Linked DNA regions of Homo sapiens: region 2 is linked to region 1. A link is a contact called in ENCODE Hi-C or POLR2A ChIA-PET data. All regions are on one chromosome and are shown on one strand. Each heading gives the region's core, a stretch centred on a gene start or an enhancer-like site at or near the end of the contact. The rest is flanking DNA. Distances are from core to core; before and after follow the strand shown.

What was found. A loop is a pair of places that touch in the nucleus more often than their neighbours do. ChIA-PET counts read pairs that join two places held with the same protein, here RNA polymerase II (POLR2A). Pooled maps may share reads with other maps.
Region 2: a loop to region 1 is called in a pooled map, with 2.7 times the contacts of the local background. The contact joins two enhancer-like sites. A Hi-C loop is called at or near these places in 4 of 50 pooled maps. POLR2A ChIA-PET finds 5 or more read pairs at or near these places in 3 of 52 experiments (T-cell, activated CD4-positive, alpha-beta T cell and activated naive CD4-positive, alpha-beta T cell).

The regions. Positions count from the first base shown.
Region 1 is chr1:172,391,377-172,396,339 of GRCh38, reverse strand. The region is part of intron 20 of DNM3 (dynamin 3); the gene reads right to left. LOC102724528 (a long non-coding RNA gene) reads left to right here. Exons shown (of 3, transcript XR_001738294.3): 3 at 1,930-2,589. Among named protein-coding and RNA genes, the nearest start is that of C1orf105, 27 kb to the left of the region's middle. Within about 2 kb of position 2,084, at least 14 of the 41 ENCODE cell types and tissues checked have a DNase peak (open chromatin) inside an H3K27ac peak, as active enhancers do.
Region 2 is chr1:172,661,275-172,666,048 of GRCh38, reverse strand. FASLG (Fas ligand) reads right to left here. Exons shown (of 4, transcript NM_000639.3): 3 at 1,659-1,715; 4 at 1-427. The coding sequence ends at 33. Among named protein-coding and RNA genes, the nearest start is that of FASLG, 4.6 kb to the right of the region's middle. Within about 2 kb of position 3,153, at least 4 of the 41 ENCODE cell types and tissues checked have a DNase peak (open chromatin) inside an H3K27ac peak, as active enhancers do.

The DNA.
Region 1 (4,963 bases), core at 835-3,334:
TGTCTCTAAGCAACTGAAGTTAGGAAGACCCTACCTTGCTATGGATTATGAGTGACTGCGAATTTTGCTACTTGCCATTTTGACTTAACATATTTTCAGGTCCTTGGGTAGAATTTATTCTTTCTATGATTCACATGAGCTGATAACTTCGACCAGAAAACAGGAGTGGGCATTTCCTAGTGCTTATGGGAATAGTTAAAAAATAATTCAAGAAATTAGAGTGTTTGCTATTTGTGGTTTTGCCTATTGCGTGGCTGTGATGCCTGAAAAGCAGTCACAGGGCAAAAAGTGCCATGAGGAGACGGCGCAAATACCTAGCGGCTTTAGACTTCTTGCCTTGTGTAGGAATTCTTTCTTGGTCAGAGTTGCCATGGGATCTAAACTTGATGTAAATACTTAATGTGGCATCAATGCACATGTAAATTCTATCATCAAATCTAGTGCCTTTCAACACTGCCCTCCCATCCCCCACATTTAAAATACTGGCCACACCAACAGTGTAACAGTCTTTTGGCGACAGCATTTGGTAAGCCAGATGGATTTAATTTGGCAACTTAAGGGTGTAAATATATGTTTAGATTCAGGGGTTCCCCCCGACAACACTTACAATACATTGGCAATGGTAAGCTAAAGGATTTCAATGTCGAGTGTTTTAAAATTCTCCCTTTGAGCAGCAATGAAGTTATGACAGGCAAGCAAAAGCCATCAAACTCTCAGCTAAATCCTCAATGTTTTTCTTACATTGCTGGAGGTAGGCATTTAAGGCATGTTTCTGAGTGAAAGATGAAGCATTTACATTTTCATTTTTAATTTCCTGGCTCTTATTGGCTAAAGCAACTCTAGTAAACGTTATTTAAATTTTGCTTCTAGGCCTGGTGTGGTGGCTCATGGCTGTAATCCCAGCACTCTGGGAGGCTGTGGTGGGTGGATCACCTGAGGTCAGGAGTTTGAGACCAACCTGGGCAACATGGTGAAACCCTATCTCTACTCAAAATACAAAAATTAGCTGGATGTGGTGGTGCACGCCTGTAATCCCAGCTACTCAGGAGGCTGAGGCAGGAGAATCGCTTGAAGCCAGGAGGCAGGGGTTGCAGTGAGCCGAGACCACGCCACTGCACTCCAGCCTGGGTGATAGAGACTCCGCCTCAAAAAAAAAAAAAAAAAAATTGCTTCTGATCTTTCACAGAAAGAAGGAAGAAGTTCCCCAGCAGTCCTTTCTTCTAATTTGTTGCTTGGATAAAATTTAGAGGTGAAAGAGCTATGAGCAATGTCATGCCATGAATCGTTGACGTCGTTAAAACAAGAAATAACAAGAACTGTCTGAATGTGAAGGTTTCCCTGTAAAAATCATTCTTTTCTTACAAGTGAGGGAAACAACGAAGTGCAGTGATGAAATAGAAGTACTAGCTTGTGTGTCATCTACAAATCTGTATCTGCTTACACTGGGCAAAACTTTTTTTTTTAAACCCCCCTTTCTTTGAGCTAACATTAACTTGTATATAGGAATATTCAGCAGATTCCAACTGGTGACAATTTGCTACTGACTGGTTGCAGGAAGAATAATAATCCTCTACTGTGCATTTTTCACTGGCCAGTGGCTTCTCTGCCAGACTCCTGTCTTGGCTGTTTTCCTCTATCAGTCAGGTGAAACTCAGGGCAGGGCTTGGTCCCCTGAAACTCAGGAAGGCTTTCCCTGCAATGGCTGAAGCTTCAACAATTTAGAGCCCCAAAGAGAACAATGACAGAGCTATTTGCTATTATTTGTCATGGGATGTGGAAGCAGTTGTGTTTGGTTAGCTTAATGCCAGTTACCACTGGGCTAACAGCAGCATATTGTTATATTTACTGCTGCTGTCTGCATTTATGTTACTTGTACTTTGCCTTATGTAGATCCTTTCTTATTTTCCTTTTCCTTTTACCCTCTTACAGCATAGGATGTTTGGAAGAGTGAGATAGGGGACACATTGAAAACAGAGAGGCAATCTGAAGGCTACCTTGACGCATCTGCAAAGCTCCCAGATTCTGACTTTCACAAGACTTGCTTTCTGTTTCTGGGCCTCGCCTAAACAGACTGCCAGTCATCCGAACCGTGGCAGGATGGAGATGTTTGTGTAAGGTAGACTCAAGTTTGCAAGACTCAAGAAGGAAACCACCAAACTAATTTTACTTTCACTTAAACCAGATTGAAACCAAGACTTGAAGAATTAAAAACTTTGACATTAACCATTGATTCACTCCAATGAAATAATTGTGTTATAGCCAGAATCATGGTGAAATTGGAACAAGGCTTTTGATGGGATTTTTAATTGAGGGACTTATATTAAATTGGATATTTTCTTTAATGAACAGCATGTGGCCAAAATTCTATTTTCATTAAAGTATATTAAGCATCATGACAACTCATATTAAACCTGCAACAAATGATTAATGACATTTAGAGACTTCAAATGTCATGAGACACCTTAAATATTAAGAATCAAAAAGAACACCTCAAAGTTGTTTCTATTCTTAGTAATTATGCTTAAAAAAACATCTTTCCTTGCTTTGAAAGCCAGTTGCTAAAAATAAAAACTGTTCCATGAAAAATCACAATGCCCAATGATAAATTTATGTATTTGTTTTTTAAAGGGGGAGGATGGTGAGAAAAATAGAAAGCTCCTGGCTGACATCAGAGGTCACAAGATGAGTTCCTCATTTGTCCAAATGACATTCAGCTGCTAAAAGAAGTCAGACTTTTAGAGGGCTGTTGAAAAGACAGTAAGTCAGGAGGTTTTCAGTACATGACTGCAGGGGAATCAGACACAGGCTAGTCACTTAAGTTGCTTAATTGTCCGTGTACCCTTAGCCCACGACTTCAGGGCTCAGCAGCTTCATCCTTCATGGCACCAAACCTTGACGTAAGGGATTCAAAGACACACTCATAAGAATCGTGAATTTGTCCTCATGCAAAATTTGGGGGACTGGCTACAAAACCGAAACAAGGAGATCGTATCCCTAAGTGAAAGGGACTTTATATTAATTGTCAGTTATAACAATATGTAAAATACATAAAAGAGATAGAGCACTGCAGGCCATCAAGGTCAAACATTTGAAACAGAATTAAACTAAATTATAAGGAGGATTAAATGGCTTTTGTCTTTGTAAAGAAAAGAATATGCATGCATTGATTGCCTATGTAGAAGGATTAATAAATCTTTTGGCATGGTCGATTTGTAATAAATTACTGAAAATGTGGGATTACAATGAAACTCTTAAAGTGTGCCACATAAGTCAAGGAAGCCACCTAAGTCATGGGATGGGCATGAGTGAGACACTCTGGAATAATCTTGATGCTACTCTGGGACTGCCCTTGCAGGGTGGGACATCAGCTTCACTAAGGGGCTCACCAGAGACTCCTTCAAGGGAGCATTTCTTGGTTTCCATATTGTGTTTATGTCATTTTGATGAGCTGGAGTAAAACCCAAATCCTTTCGAATGATTCAGTTTTGTCTTTTTAAAGAGAAACCATCATACTTGGTGAACAAGGGTGGTCAAAAAAAGTACTTGAATATTGAGTGATGAGGTTAAAAAAAAAAGTTTCTTCTTGCTTGGTTGGAGACCCTTCCTCCCACCCTTATCCCCTTTTGACTATTGCAAAATAGCTTAGTCCAAGGAAAGGGAAGAAGACAAATGAGTGAAATAATGCCAGAGTTCATTATTGCCAGGAAAAACACACTCGGATTCAGTGAATTTGTTCCGTTAATGTCAAAGACTGTGATTCCCAATTAACTAATTTTAAGAAGCTATATCTGAAAATAGTTACATCAGCTCTAAAGTTAATGTCTGATGAAGATCAGGATCTTCAATTAAGAGAATAGGAACCCTAAAGAGGTGGTGATGTCTGTTTAAGATCATCTTGTTAAGTAAATAAATACACACTGGATTGGATTTTCAAACAGCATTTAGCCCCTTCAGAGAAGTTGAGTGGAGGTGAGAGGGGAGGTGACAATCCAGATATTCTGGCAATAGAAAATGTTCCACAAATCACTGATTTGTGTATACTCAAGTTACCAATGACAGAAGCATACATACTAGTGAATCTCTTTGGGATAGAGATGCTTCTCTAGTTCAAGTGGAATTAATTAAAACAGGCATGTAGTTTGCAATATTTCCAGCTCCCTAACTGAAAGGCTCCATGCACATAAACCAGAACAGCTTGAGCAGCTGAGAAAAGCTGGGCCAAAAATGACTCCACCACCTCTCTCCTTCCTCTCCTTTTATATTGGAATGGAAAGATACAATAATATATATTTTTTAAAAGCAGAACACTCATGGTTTCTGTACAATTGCAAGTGTGCTTTGATTACCTTTGAATGGCGTTAACATAAAAGTATATATGCTCTTAAAAGTCAAGATCATAACTTGCTAATGAAGTCGTGAATTATCCAGAAGAAAACTATGCACAAGCCCATGCTGAATGGCAGAATCTCTTGTCTCTAAAAGTTCAGTTATTGCCTTTGTAATATTAAAGCCCAACAGGGAGCTGGCGGGACACCTTTTGTGCTGTCTTGTCATGTTATAGGTTTCTGGTTTCAGATACAAGAGGAGAAAGGACCCTTAAGAAAGTAAAAAACTTGAAAAAAAAAATCAAACTTCCTTCTCTGAAAACAAAGGGTTGTTTTCCCAGAGATGATGGATAATGGCATTTCAACTTTCTAAGTTTTTGATAGAGAAAATGGAGGCAAAGCACAGAGGGGAAATAGAATATATTAAACAAACAGAATAAGGTGAAGTTTCAACAAGCGCTTCTCTCAATTTCTTTCTTTCTCTCGTTCTCTCTTCCTTTCTTTTTTTGAAATCTTAAACCCCATTTCTGGCTTGTATTTGGTAGGATTCCTGCTCTGGCTTTTATTAAAAACAGACTTTATGTGGTCAGAACTCTCCATCTAAAGCTGGATTTAACAGGCATGGGGATCCTGACAGA
Region 2 (4,774 bases), core at 1,904-4,403, 270 kb before region 1:
ATCATAATGGAAAGAATCCCAAAGTGCTTCTCTTAGAGCTTATATAAGCCGAAAAACGTCTGAGATTCCTCAAAATTGACCAGAGAGAGCTCAGATACGTTGACATATAAATGATCAGCACTGGTAAGATTGAACACTGCCCCCAGGTAGCTGCTGCGGGCCCACATCTGCCCAGTAGTGCAGTAGCTCATCATCTTCCCCTCCATCATCACCAGATCCTGGGGATACTTAGAGTTCCTCATGTAGACCTTGTGGCTCAGGGGCAGGTTGTTGCAAGATTGACCCCGGAAGTATACTTTGGAATATACAAAGTACAGCCCAGTTTCATTGATCACAAGGCCACCCTTCTTATACTTCACTCCAGAAAGCAGGACAATTCCATAGGTGTCTTCCCATTCCAGAGGCATGGACCTTGAGTTGGACTTGCCTGAAATAAATCCAAAAGGAGCTTTCAACAAGGAATAGTCATGCATCCAACAAACTAAGTTTCTAAGGCAAAACTGTGGGCCCTTCCTTCAACAAATGTTTCACCCAGAATGACAGCTGGTATAGAACTGGCTGAGGGGTCAGAACTTGATCCATCACAGAATTTCCTCAACAACGTTGTCCTATTTTGTCATCCACACAATTGGAACAATAGTATATACCCGTAATCCATTGCAGTAAGAAATTATTGAGAAAATATTTGCTCTCTGGAACAAAGATTTTACTATCTTCAGAACTAGCACCAAATCTGCTAGGCTTTGAAGTCCTTTCCTGAAGGAAAAAGCCAAATCCAAGGAACTCTAAAGTTCTAAAGTTGGGAAGGATCTTAGGGACCATCTGGTCCATCTTCTCACCTGCAGTAAGAATTATTCAGCCCCTCAATTTGGGGTACAGTTCCCTTTTCTTTGTATCCCCACAACATCATGAACATAACCTAAATCTCTGAAGTACTGAAATTATCATAAGTGCCTGTCTTTCCCTATTAGATGTCAAGCTCCCTGGGGGCAAGAGCCATGTGCTACTCATCTTCACATCCCCAAATTGGCACACAGCAGGTATTCAGTAAGTGTCTGCTGATGTGACCGGATCATTCTATAATTTCTGCCTAAATAATTCCAGGGACAATAGCCTACCACTTTCTGTGATATTTATTCCATTATTTATGTAGTTTATAATGGGAGTGCCCATACCATATCATTTCACTCCACTTTACAGGCACATATTGAAACTCTACAAGTGCCAGGATTGAGTCTCCCTTCTCACTCCTATTTATACTCTTGGACAAAGCAGAGTGAAGCTCTTCCAGAAAACCAAGAAAGCACTGACTAAAATAAGTCCTCATTCCTCACCTTCTCATCTCTCACCTCTTGGATCTGTGCCCCCAATCCCCCAAGGGACTTTGGAATGACTGAAAAGAATGAGCTTCTTATGGGCAGGGGTCATGTCATAATCAGCTCCAGGTCTCCAATTTAGAAGAGGGCCTTGCCCAGAGAATAGGGGATCAAAGTGTGTTCATAAGACTGACTCGACAAGAAAAGTGTTAGTATTATTGGGTTCAAATACTGTCTCCAGGAAGTAACAACTCTCTAGAGCCTGGTAATGGAAACCAGGCAGCCATTTTGCCTTTTGCCAAAAGCTTTCCCAAATCTCACCTGTACCTTCCAGATACAGACCTGTTAAATGGGCCACTTTCCTCAGCTCCTTTTTTTCAGGGGGTGGACTGGGGTGGCCTGTATCATAGAGAGAGGAAAAATATATGTTAAAATGAAATAGCAACTATTATTTTGGTGGGAATTTAAATCCAATCATTTTAAAAAAAAGATTTTAAAACCGTAAATGGCAACAGTCTAACATATACTAATCATGTAGGTCTGAACTGCAGGATTCATAGTAGTCTATATTTCAGAAACAAAGAGGTAAAAAAATAAACCAAATTAAGATTGACATATGTATAAATTATAATGTTACAATAAAACATAATTAATATAAACATTTATTCATAAAGAGCTGTCATGTCAGTTATTGCATTTAGAACTCACCACAACCCTTTGAGGTAGGTATTATTGTCCCACCTTATCGATTGCAAAATGAGCTTAGAAGTTGGGTGACTAATCCAAGAAGACCCAGCTAGTCAGCATCACAGATGGGACCACACCCTGCTCTCCTGACGCCAATTCCAGGGCTCTGTCCACTCTGATTCTCTTGTTCCAAAGACTTACAGGACAGAGGCTGAAGAAGACTACTGATCTGTCTGCGTGTCACCAGATCTTCCCCCAGTGACATTTTACAATCTGCCCCAAATTAATTATCTTAAGACCTCTGACAATCACCTCATATCACTGAGTCCTCAAACACCTTTAATTGCTCCTCCCCGAAGATGCCGTCGTATACAAGTATCCCCATCACACAATCCCAGCCCATCTGTCCAGCCTTATCTCCTTACTCCCACTGAGCATTGCCACACAACGGGAGTTCTGTGGCCTACACATACCCCCACTTTCCTTCCTCTGTGCCTTTGTTCATGCCATGTCTTCTGCCCGTAATGTTCTTTCAAGCAGATTTCTGTGTCAAATTCCTAAACATCCCATAAGGACTACCTATTACCGCTTTCTTTGGGAAACCCTCTCAAGCCTTTTTTGATCAAATATGATCTGCCCCTCTTTTGAAATCTAGGATCCCTCTGTCTTCCCCTCTCTTGTCATTTCTGACTCCTCTTGTCTCTGGGGTAACTACATAAATTATCTTATTCCCCTCAAATAACGACAAGTTCCTTACGATACGTTGAGTTCACCAGAGAAGCCCAGTTTCTAACACAGGGCATGTTACTAGCAAATGTTGGACAAATTAAATGGAAGGATAGACAATAGTTCTCAAAACAGACACTATTTCTCTGACTTCAACTGTTTCAGACAAGATAGACAGCTGCCACTTAGCTAATGAATTCAGCTAACTGAGACTTCAATAAATATTCACAGGAGATGCTTGTCTATGTCAGGTTCGTGATTAGCCTGTAAAACTCACATATGGTATGAGAATGGCCCAATCCACAGAGAACATTAGCTGAGCAATCATGACCTCTCTAGTCATCCAAGACAACCCACCATGTAGGAGGTGTTAGCGAACAGGAAAGGCAAAACTGAGTCTCCTCTGCATTCCTACACCGCAAACCACCCGAGCAACTAATCTGGCACTCAGCCACGCACCGGCAGGAAACGGAACAGAGAACCACATGTTGCATGTCTTTATATCCCTCACAGAGCCTAGTACAACGTTATTCTTACAGAACATGCTCACTAAGAATATCTGCTGTACCTATACTGGAATAAATAAATTGCAAGGATATCCTAGACACTGGTTATGAGTGCTTCCTGCCCCAGGGTTTTTGCATGTGCCGTTCCCAGCGCTGAAATGCCCGCCCCCAGCCCCACCCCACTCCACAGCACATGCACACAGCCGTTCACTCATCGGGCTTCTGACCCCCAAGGTGTTAGCGTAAACAACACCTCCTTAAAGAAGATTCTCAGGTTGTACTTAGTACAACTTTGGAATTGCATGGTCTGTTTGCTTGCTTTTGTTTAGCTTCTTCCCCCTGCTAAAAGCTCCATAAGGACAGGCCCCCTGGGCTGGCTCATCCTCAATCAGCATCCAACACCCAACATCTAGCCTCACACATGTGAATGAATAAAAGATTTAATTAGTTAACCGGAAAAAAATGGAAAATGTAAAAAGGAGCAAATTAGAAAGTATAAATAATCTATAATAGTATCTCCCAGAGAAAATCACTGTTAGTATGTCAGTGTGTAAAACTTTCCAGTTCCTAAGAATATAAAAATGTGCATACATGGTTACATAGTCAGTATGAAACTAAACATACCCTTTTGTAACTTGTCTTTTTATCTAACAATACAGAGTGCACAATCCCCAAAGCATTAAATGTCCTTCTGATACATCACTTTTAGTTGCTGCTTATTATGTGCTTGTCTGAATACACCATAATGTATATAACTAATCTCGTATGAGGCATTCAAGTTTCTTCTGAATTATTTATTATAAATAGGCTCATAAGGAAGTAATGAACATCCTTATATATAAATCTTCGGGCACATCTCTGATTATTTTCTTAAGATAAATTCTTAGCGATAGGATTACAACGTAAACTACTAGTTACAAGCTTTTGCTATGTATTTCTAAAGCGCTCTTCAAAAAAAGTTATAGCAATTTACATGTATACTGGCTGAAACTAATGTTTGCACAGGCACTTTTCTCTCAAATCTTTGTCAGTCTGGGTTTTTTTTTAATCTTTATTAATTTGATGAAAATTGGTATTCCCTATTTTTAATTTGCATCTCTTTTCTTATTAGTAAAGTTACTGATTTGATTTCCATGTGATGATTTACCAATTTCTGGTTTATTTGGGTTGATCTAGAGAACATAATTGCTTACTGGGGTAGATGGATCTGACTCACCTGATCATTTGACTTTTAATCACTAAATTGACTCCAGAGAGTGGGTGAAAGATGAATAATTAGATACCTATCAGACCAGGCACATTCCACAGATTTTCAAAATGATCTTATTTCAGACGTCCTCCAGAGGCTTTACTTTTCTATCAAATATTTCCACTCTGCTTGTGTACATATGGACTTTCTAACATTTAAGGATTAGGACACAGAAGCAGGGGCCAGAGCATCCCAACAGTGGCTCATATAAGAACTTAACAGTCTAGGATAGTAGACAGGCGACTGGGTCATGTGCAGTAGCCACATCCGGAGAAACTGGAACTTGCTTC